2 separate regions of the Homo sapiens genome follow, and region 2 is linked to region 1. A link is a loop called in an ENCODE intact Hi-C map of the cell type or tissue named here. Cell type or tissue: breast epithelium. All regions are shown on one strand. Each heading gives the region's core, and the rest is flanking DNA. Links, peaks and the distances in the headings are about the cores only.

Evidence for each region. A loop is a pair of places that touch in the nucleus more often than their neighbours do. Peaks named below come from ENCODE experiments on the same cell type or tissue, not always from the same donor. Only the 100,000 strongest peaks of a DNase experiment are listed, where the experiment ranks them.
Region 2: a loop joins it to region 1, with 23 times the contacts of the local background. A loop is called at or near these places in 1 of 110 quality-filtered maps.

The regions. Positions count from the first base shown.
Region 1 is chr3:112,300,629-112,305,356 of GRCh38, reverse strand. It overlaps LOC105374042 (a long non-coding RNA gene), which reads right to left and starts at 2,879. Exons shown (of 5, transcript NR_147411.1): 1 at 2,643-2,879. RefSeq lists an enhancer at 2,360-3,232. In breast epithelium, for the core only: no CTCF peak of the experiment used is centred there; no DNase peak of the experiment used is centred there; H3K4me3 peaks cover 1,226 bases.
Region 2 is chr3:111,679,659-111,684,386 of GRCh38, reverse strand. The region is part of intron 1 of PLCXD2 (phosphatidylinositol specific phospholipase C X domain containing 2); the gene reads right to left. Among named protein-coding and RNA genes, the nearest start is that of PLCXD2-AS1, 4.6 kb to the right of the region's middle. In breast epithelium, for the core only: no CTCF peak of the experiment used is centred there; no DNase peak of the experiment used is centred there.

The DNA of each region.
Region 1 (4,728 bases), core at 1,420-3,919:
GTCCCTGAGGGGCTGATCTGTCAAATCTCTCCGGCTTGAGAACACTTCATCTACCACGTCCATACAGCAATGAAGGGGGCCTCCTGGCACTGACTTGATGAGGAAGGAGCAAGGTAGCTCCTTGCTCCTTTAGGAGCTCCTTTAGGGTATTCACAGTCTCTAAAGTCAGTTTATTAGCTTCCTGCGCCAGTAGGGCAGTGGCAGCTAGTGCTTTAAAACAAAGAGGTCATCAAAGTGCCACAGAATCTAATTGCTGGATAAGTATGTCACCGGGTGATGCCATGACCTTATGGCTTGAGTTAGAACCTTTATGGCGTCCCTTTCACTTGTGGGCATACAAGAAGAAAAGCTTAGTTAGTTAGATCTGGTAACCCTAAAGCTGGGGCCTGAGTCAAGGCTTTTTTTTTTATTTCCTTAAAAGCCTTTTCCTGGTTGGCCTTCCAGAGAAGGGGCTCCTTCTTTCCTCCCCTTTGTGGCTTCGTATAATGGCTTATCCATGAGCAAGAAATTTGGGATCTAAATGCGGCAGAACCTTGCTGCCCCTAGGAACTTTTTTATCTGATGCCTGGTGGTTGGAGTAGGAAGTGCATAAACAGCCTGCTTTTGTTCACTACTAAGCCATCTTTTCTCTTGGCTTATGTAAAAGCTTAAATACTGGACACTTTTAGAGCAGATTTGAGTCTTTTTTCCTGACACTTTATATCCTGCCTTTTACAGCAGGTGCAGAAGGTCTTGGGTTCCTCCTGGGTGCAGTAGCCCTTGGCTGGTGATTTTCTTATACCATCGCCCTAACCATTTTCCTTATTCTTTTGACATTCATCTTTTCAGTGTCCTTTCCTTTTGCACCGTGCACATTAATCTCTCTTTAGCCTCGGCAGGCCTTCAAATTCTTGTCCAGAATAGCCTCTTCCACGACTACGTTCATGCCCGCGTCCAAGCCTCCTTGCAAAGTCAGCTTCTCTTCCTCTAAGGGCTGCTGCTAGCAAATTAGCCTTTCTTAATGATCAGCCTCCTTTTTTGCCTCCTGATCTCGGTTAATGTACACCTTGGTAGCCACTTTAATAAGCTGAGTGGCATTGACGCCTGCGGAGCTTCTAACTTCCGCAATTTTTGCCTGATATCTCCCTGGGCTTGCCTTACAAACGCCATATTCACCATGCGCTGATTTTCAGCAGCCTCGGGGTTAAATGGAGTGTACAACCAAAATGCGTCACAAAGTCTTTTATAAAACTGGCTGGTGCTTTTATCTGTACCCTGGAGCACCTCTGAGATTTTTTCTATATTGATTGCCTTTCTCTTCTACCATCTTTTAGCCTTTGCAGAAGTGCTTCTCTGCATCTTTGCAGGCACAGAAGCTGGACTGCATCATCTGGGTCCTAGTGGGGGTCCACTTGTCCTCTTAAGAGGTATAAGCATAACTTGGGCACGGACAGACCTGAGATAGCCTGCCTGACTTTTCAAATCTTTCACTTTAACTTCCTGGAGCTCTGATTTCTCCTTCTCGGGTGAGACTGGGAACATGTATTGGTTTGAACTTAACTTCTTAGGGGCAGTTAGGCTTGGTAAAGGGGGGGTAGATTGTCCCGTTATTCTTGCAAAACCAATTTTTTTGCCTTTCCTGAGACTTTTCTTTTGTCTCTATAGCTGCCAGGGCAGCTGATTTTTACCTTCACTTTTGGCTCGGCTGTGCTACAAGCCCCTGTGACTTTCCTTTTAACTCTGTAGCTGCCAGCGCAGCTGATTTCTCTTGGCTTGAGCTGCGAGCATTCTGCAATAAACTGCTAGGCAGGGCTGCATCTATTTAGCCATGAGTAAATATAAAGTCTTTGTCTGAATGTCCTGGCTGTCCTCCCACCCTAGTCACCACCTTAAAACACATGGCCAATTTCTTTATCTATAGTGCCTTGGGCCAGGCAGCCACACTAAAAGAGGGCTATTCTAATTCACAGAGAGTTTTCAGCATCTGAGGGGTTAACTTGACTCCTTAATCTCCCGCAACGCCTTTTTTAAAGTTCTTTAGCATGCATTCCAAGGGGGTGGGTTTTGAGGATTTTCCTCCCATTTCCTCCCAGTAACAATGCATCACATTCAGTCTTCCCTTTCTCCCTTCAAGGCTCAGCACACTCCCTTTTCCTTTCCTTTTAGGCTGATCAGACCCAGTTGGTCCTATATGTTGCTCGGAGCATACAGCCTCTACTAAGAGACCTGCAGCCCCCTGCATGTCACTCCTCACATTGGTTTCTCCCGGAACCGTCTCTTTCACACACTTTCACAAACCTCCCCTGCCCCGGGACTCCTCATCAGATGAAACAAGTGTCTCTCGTGTCCCGGGTGGGTTCACATGCACCCACACACTCCCAGTTGGGGTGGCAAGCCACTCTTGCCACCCTGCCAGCAATCTCTACCTTGCTGCACTTGCCGCTCTATTGGCCCATTTCCTCCCCTTTTCCAGTTCCTGTCTCCAGATCCAGTGAACCACTTTCACTTTGTTAGTGGGGACAAGAGGTTCATCCAAATGGGCAAGACTCTCCTGCCGCCCCCAACCGCTCTGGGTTGGATTAGTGGTCATTCCCTGGGAAGTGATCAAGCTCCCCTTTGTCCTTAGGGGACGGGCTTCCCTGCCTTGGGCCCCAAAACCTTACCACGGTTCAGATGTCTGCCTGCTGCTCTTGAGATTGTCCTGCAACCCTCCAGGTTCTGATGCACCATCTGGGGAGGGGCGCTGGGGAGTGGAAGAGCCGTTTCCTTCTCTGGGCTTAAGTTCTTCCAGTGGTGCCTGAAGTTACAGGTCTCCCACTGCTGGGGCCCCAGACCACCTACAGGCAAAGGAGACAGCCAACCTGTCCTCTCCACGGCCTCCTGGCTGACTCACCAGAAATGTTGCGGGATTCAGGAGGACGAGAGAGACCTTGGGTTGAAACAGGAGAATCTTTATTGAGTGCACTCAGGCCCAGCTGACTCATGTCCAAAAGGCTGGGCCCAGAACAAAGACAGCACCTGACTTTCATACACACTTCACAAAACGGGGTGGGCTAGCTTGAAGCAAGCTTACAGTGGCATGAAAGGAGGGATCCAGAGGCAGGACAAAGACAGGATTGCATATGACCGTTGCCAAGCAACCCAGATGTTCCTTATCTAGGTTTGCCTGTGCAGGGGCTTATCCTATAACCTTCACTGTGGGGCCCAGGCAGCTGTAGTTCAGGCCTACTCAGGCTTCTCATGACTTTTTTTGTACTTCTTAGATAAAACAGAATACTTAAAATCACTAGTTACAGACAACAAGAATCTATAAACTCATTCCATAAAGCAAAGGAAAATTTGTTTTTCTTCTCCCTGTGTTGAGGGGGTGCTGGGAGAGTCTCCAGAGCACATTAGATAATATTATCAAGACTTTTCCTAGGTCTGGGCTGTGCCTGTTGCTGCCTCTTGGACAAGTTAGCCTAAAACAGGAAAACTTTTTTCTCTTTTTAATTTTATTTTTCTTTAATTTCTCACCTCAACACAAGATTATTTCAGAATAACCAGCAGTTTCCTTGACCTTTTGCTTGCTTTTCTGAATATTTTGAATATAACACATTACTTTCTATTTTATTCCAGAGTATGCAAATGTGAATGATGTGAAACATCACTGTACTGGAAGAATTGATATATTACTTTTAGTAATGTACCTGAGCTAAATGACTGAAGCCTTAGGGTACATAGAAGCCACAATAATTTGTATGACATTTGGAAGTGAATTAAATATTTTCAGACATGCTGATTTGACAGCCAGTGTTATATTTTTTAGACCAACACAAAGCACAATGATTACTCCAAACTCAGTATTTTCAAATTCACATATTTAAAGTCAGGGAGGCTACAATTTCTTTGTCAAAATTATGGGCTGCCATATTTATGTCTATTTCTTCATCTGTATTATTTGATACTCAGAATTTTTAAACTTCTGTAATTTCTGATTTTGTAGACTGTAATGTGTTCATTGCATTTATGAAGTAATATATAATTGTACAGTTTCTGTGAGTAAATGGAATGCTTGGGCTTTCAATACAGTATTCATATAAAGCAATAAATATTAATGTTATAAAAAATGTTTAAAACAAAGTATATGATAGAATGTATGTAGGTCATATGCAAATACTACACCATTTTATATAAGTGACTTGAGCCCTCATCTCTACAGTAGTGTAGAGTACTGGGGAGAAGGCAACCAATCTCCCATGGATACCAAGGAATGACTGTATATAAAGACACAGATAAATTTAAAGTAAAGGAGCCAAAAAAAATACCATGTTAACACTAATCAAAAGAGAGTTGCAGTAGCTATATTAACTTTAGACAAAGCAGATTTCAAAACAAGAAAAATTTTCAGGGATAGAAGAGGGCATCATGTAACAATAAAGGGGTTAATTCTCTAAGAAGACAATAATTTTTAATATGTATGTGCCTAACAGTAGATGTTAAAAATATGTGAGGCAAAAACTGATAGAACCACAAGGAAAAACAGACAAATCTATTGTAGCCAGAGACTTCAACATCCCTTAATAGATCAAGCTGCCAAGAGATCAGGAAGGATGTAATTGACCTGAAAACACTATCAATCAACTTAATATCATTAAGATCACTTTATCCAAAAACACCAGAATATTTATTCTTTTCAAATTCACACAGGACGTTAACCAACCTAGAACTCATTCTGGGAGTTAAAACAACACTTTAACATACAAAATG
Region 2 (4,728 bases), core at 752-3,251, 620 kb after region 1:
CCACTGTGCCCAGCCTGAAGTAAGATAACTTTAACATGCCTTTTTTTTTTTTTTTTTTTAGATGGAGTCTCACTCTGTCAGCAGTCTGGAGTGCAATGGCGCAATCTCAGCTGATCGCAACCTCTGCCTCCCGGGTTCAAGCGATTCTCCTGTCTCAGCCTCCCGAGTAGCTGGGACTACAGGTGCATGCCACCATGCCCAGCTAATTTTTGTATTTTTAGTAGAGATGGAGTTTCACCATGTTGGCCAGGCTGGTCTCGATCTCTTGACCTTGTGATCTGCCTGCCTTGGCCTCCCAAATTGCTGAGATTACAGGTGTGAGCCACCACGCCTGGCCTAACATGGCTTTTAAGACCTCTAAGTATGTTGCCACTTTACTCCCTGACAGTCTCCTCCTTGCAACCCACAGTACAACCATAATAAACTATTTTGGTTTGTTAAATGGGCCATTCCCTCTCTTCAAGATCCTCACTCATTTTATTTCCCCCTCTAGAGCATCCTTACTGTGTTTATCTTATCCTGAGGGCTAATTTCTGTGTATTTTTCAGGGTTTAGTTTATTCATAACTTCCTCCAGGAGGCCTCCCTAGTCTTGTTAAGATGCCCTTGCTATATGCTTCTTCCAGCAGTAATGTATACCTCTCCAGTCATCCTACATAGCATATTGTGTTATAACTGCTTGATTAAATGACCATTTCTCCAACTATACTGTCAGCTCTTTGAAGGCAAGGACCATGTCTGTATTGATCATCACTGAATCACCAGTGCCTAGGAGAGAGCCCAGTATATGGAAGAAAATTATACAAGTGTTGAATAGAGTGAAAGAAACAATGAGTTTCTCATCTTAACCCACAGTATCCCTAATAACTGCTGGGTCATTTTGTTTCACTTCACTCTTATGCAGTTATTTTAGGGGGGACTTTCCACCCATTTCTGACCAACTCTTTGAATGGCTGCTTTTTGCCATCAGGATGACATTCAATCTTGGCATGGGCATATAAGGCTCATTAGGATCTAGTTCTTGCCTACTTTCCCAGCCTCATATCTATTCCTTTCTTTAAATAAAATCCATGCTCTAACCACACCAGACTGCTTGGCTTTGCCCAAGGTCACCATGCTGTCTGACTCCTCAGTCCCTCTGCACTGGGACACCTGGCTTTCTACTCCTCGCTATTTATATTTCAACCCAAGGGTGCTCTTGGAAGTCCAACCTACCAAGCTTTCCTCCTACTACCAGTAACAGAATTGGGTATTGGTTTTCTGAGTGTTACAGACCCCATACATTTTCTCTATCATGTTTGAATTTTGGCTTTCTTCTAAGGTCATATTTTCAGGAAGAGCAGGGAGAAGAATCTTACAAATCTGTGTGATCACCCGATTTAACACAGTACCTGGCACAAAAGGGCATTCAGTAACTACCTTTTGAGTTAATGATTTTCCTTTAAATGAATACAATTTTTTAAATATAGGCAATGAGAACCAAAAGAAGCAAAAGGAGTATGCAGGCACTGACATATATTTTTAGCCAAATTAACACAACACACTCATATAATTCTTGTGAGGATCCATATGGACACCTACTGCCAAGATGATCACCTAAACTCGAACCTGGGGAGGGTGGACGAGAATGCTGTTTTCACCTTTCTCTGTTTGGCATTTATTTGGGGAGGGGTGTATCTGGTTTCAATCGCACTTTAAAAATAATGCTTTTAATATATAAGCCTCCAAATCATACATGTTCATAAAATATTCATCTCAGTCTGACAGGGCCTAGGCATTTTTCAGTTCCACCACTACTGCAGACTGCTGCCACACTCCAAGACATTTGCATTATAGCGCACAAATGTGTACTATTTTTTCCTTTATTTTCATCTTGTCAGGTCTGAACAGAAATAAAAATACTGATAGAACATTCTCTAAGAAGAAATGATACTTTACAGCTGACAGTTCTAGAGTAATTGGACATTAACAAAAAAACCCCAACCTGTTATTTTCTTAGAAAATTTTAGCTGCTTAGTAGACAATGAATCCACAAAAGACTGCCTGTGTTTCATAGATGATATAACCTAGGCATGCCCCTTAGAGCAATGCAGACCTCTGTAGCTCAACCTCTTTTATCTTGAAGTTACCTAGAGACCTACTAATATAATCCTCCCATGTACTTTGATCCTCACAGTGTTCAGTAATATAATCCAAATTCCTATCGATGTTTAACAACACAAGAGAGAAGGTGGAAGGACTCCTGCTTAACCACAAATGTAAATACTAAAATAAATTTAGTCACAGATCTCCTCCACCTAAATTTGGTTCTTGATGCGTGTTCAAATTCTTTTCACACACACAAACACACCCACCTATTACAATGTCTACAAATAATCCCTCCTCTGCAGGCCTGGTTTGAAACTCTAATTGGGGTTAGTCAGCATTGGCAAAGTGGTTTGCGATTTTCCCAGAGGCAAAGTTGCAGGACGCTAAAGCATTTCACTAGCATTACCTTTAGTGTGCCTGTGCTCCTAAGTTCCTAGAGGCAGGAGAGAGATGTAGAAGCTACCTGTCAATCTAGTGGAGGTCAGGTCAGATCACGTGTTAGAAACCAACTCCTCAGCTTCAGAAACATGTCTGAGAGAGGAGCTTGCAGGTGCAAGCAGCACGCTCCAAGGGTCTGAAGTGTCAGTGGGCATGTTTTGCAAGATATTTATGACTGGTGAACGATAGCATGTATTGAGATTTGGGCCCAGTGGAGGTTGAGGCTGAGGCTAACGTCATAGCTAAGTATCTGTGCATGTGTGTGTGTTGGGTAATGGGTGGTACATGTGTGTTGCATGTGTGGGTGATGTATGTGTTTGGAGGGATGATGAAGCTATTATTCCAATAGCTGGGGGAAGGAATTATAAAACATGTATAAGGATTTGTTCAAAGGAAAGCATTTTGTAACATTCCCACTCTCAAGCTAGGAACAAAATGACTGGGTTAGGAGGGCAAGTGATGAGGAAATGAGGAGAGCAGAAAAAAGTTAACAACATGTTTCTGTCACAGAGGGCTGAGTTTTTCCCAAAGGCTCTGGATGTCTGGGGATGACAGTCTGACAGCTGAATTTGGGATGGGACAGGACAGAGTAAATAACTAAAGAAAGTTTTCTGGCTGTCTTGATCAGCCACCTGCTATTGCATCTAAGACACCCTTGGCACTCACATCCTGGGGAACCCTCCGTGTATCCTTCCCTTAACTTTAAAGCCTCCTTTGCAGGGTAACCATTCAAGTTACCCTAATCTGATCAGACAGAGAACACTGAGTCAGACAGTTTAATTGGACAGCCAGCTCCTTAACTAGATTGTAAATTACCTGAGGGTATAAACTGCATTTTACACCTCTTTTTTGTTGTCCATTCCAGTCACAGGCTTTCAATAAATGAATGTTCTGATTGATTTTTTTAAACGATACATAATAACAATTGTTATTATTATCTAGTGCTTATTTTGTGAGAGAAAGCATACTATATGAATTAATTTATTTCTCACACTAAGAAATGAGGTGGTGCATAGATTACCTGTGTTACAGAGAAGGACACTGAGGCACAGAGAGGTTAAGTAATTTGTCCAAAGTCACACTGCTTGTAAAGGGCAGAATCAGTATTTAAATCCAGATAGTCTGGCTGTTGTATTCATACTCTTAACCAATCCATGATCTTTCTGTTTATAGACATGTGTGATTCTGGAATTCCTTGTGGCTTTTGTGATTTGCAGGAGGAGAGATGGCTAGAGAAATGATGAGCCTTTTTAAGAGTGAAACCTACTAATGGAACCACCACAGTCATAGTGTCTTTTTATTTTTCACCATGGCCACTCAGAGGGGGGAAAAAGCAAAACAAAACAAAAATAAACGATTCTCATTTAAGAGACAGTTTTGGTCTTGTATGATTTTTTTTTTTTCATGATTGAGTCAGCCTTGGTAGATTCAGCTTGGTCCTTGGTTTCCCACAACCTCAAATCCTGTAGGAAAATGGATTTGTTTTAGGGCCAACTCACGGTTCATACTATCCTCAAAGTAGAGCCAACCAAAACTTCTTGTTACACAATTTATTTTGTGCTCTTTTGGGGTGGTCTCCAAATCTCTTTTAGATATGCCAAATCTGGTTCAACTTTCAGAAGCAAGATCTGAGTAATGACTCCATCCTGCTCCACTAAGGGATTTTGTCTCCATGTCACACATGTGGGAAGAGGGTGTGCGGCCACAGGAGGAAGACCTATAGAAATCACTAAGTACTCAAGGGCAAAACTGCTAGGAAAAGGATAGGATTCCAGAAAGGTAGAAAAGAAAAGAAGGGAATGATCACTAGCAACATGAGATCAGAGAATCATCTGGGAATCGGAGAGCAGTGAGGAGCACCTGTGGAAGGGTTGACCCTGCCAAGGGAAGGCTGGAGACCAGGTCAGGTCAGTGGAAAGAAAGCAAAGAGGGGAACAAGAAATGAGATCTGGGAGAGGCAGCAGCCAGGCAGCAAAGATGAAAAGCTCTAATTTGACAAGGGAAGAAGGAAGGCAGGAGGGATGTTGGGTGAAAGAATCGCTCCTAGAAAAGAAGTTACACCAGGGCTCTGCTTCTGACTCTTGCGACCATTTTCAGCCTCAAAATTTTCATTTCTAATGGGGCTTAGTGATGAGCCTTATCAAGCCTAATCTTCAGGAATATTATGCGCAATAACAAGAAATGGATTGGAAAATCTTCATAT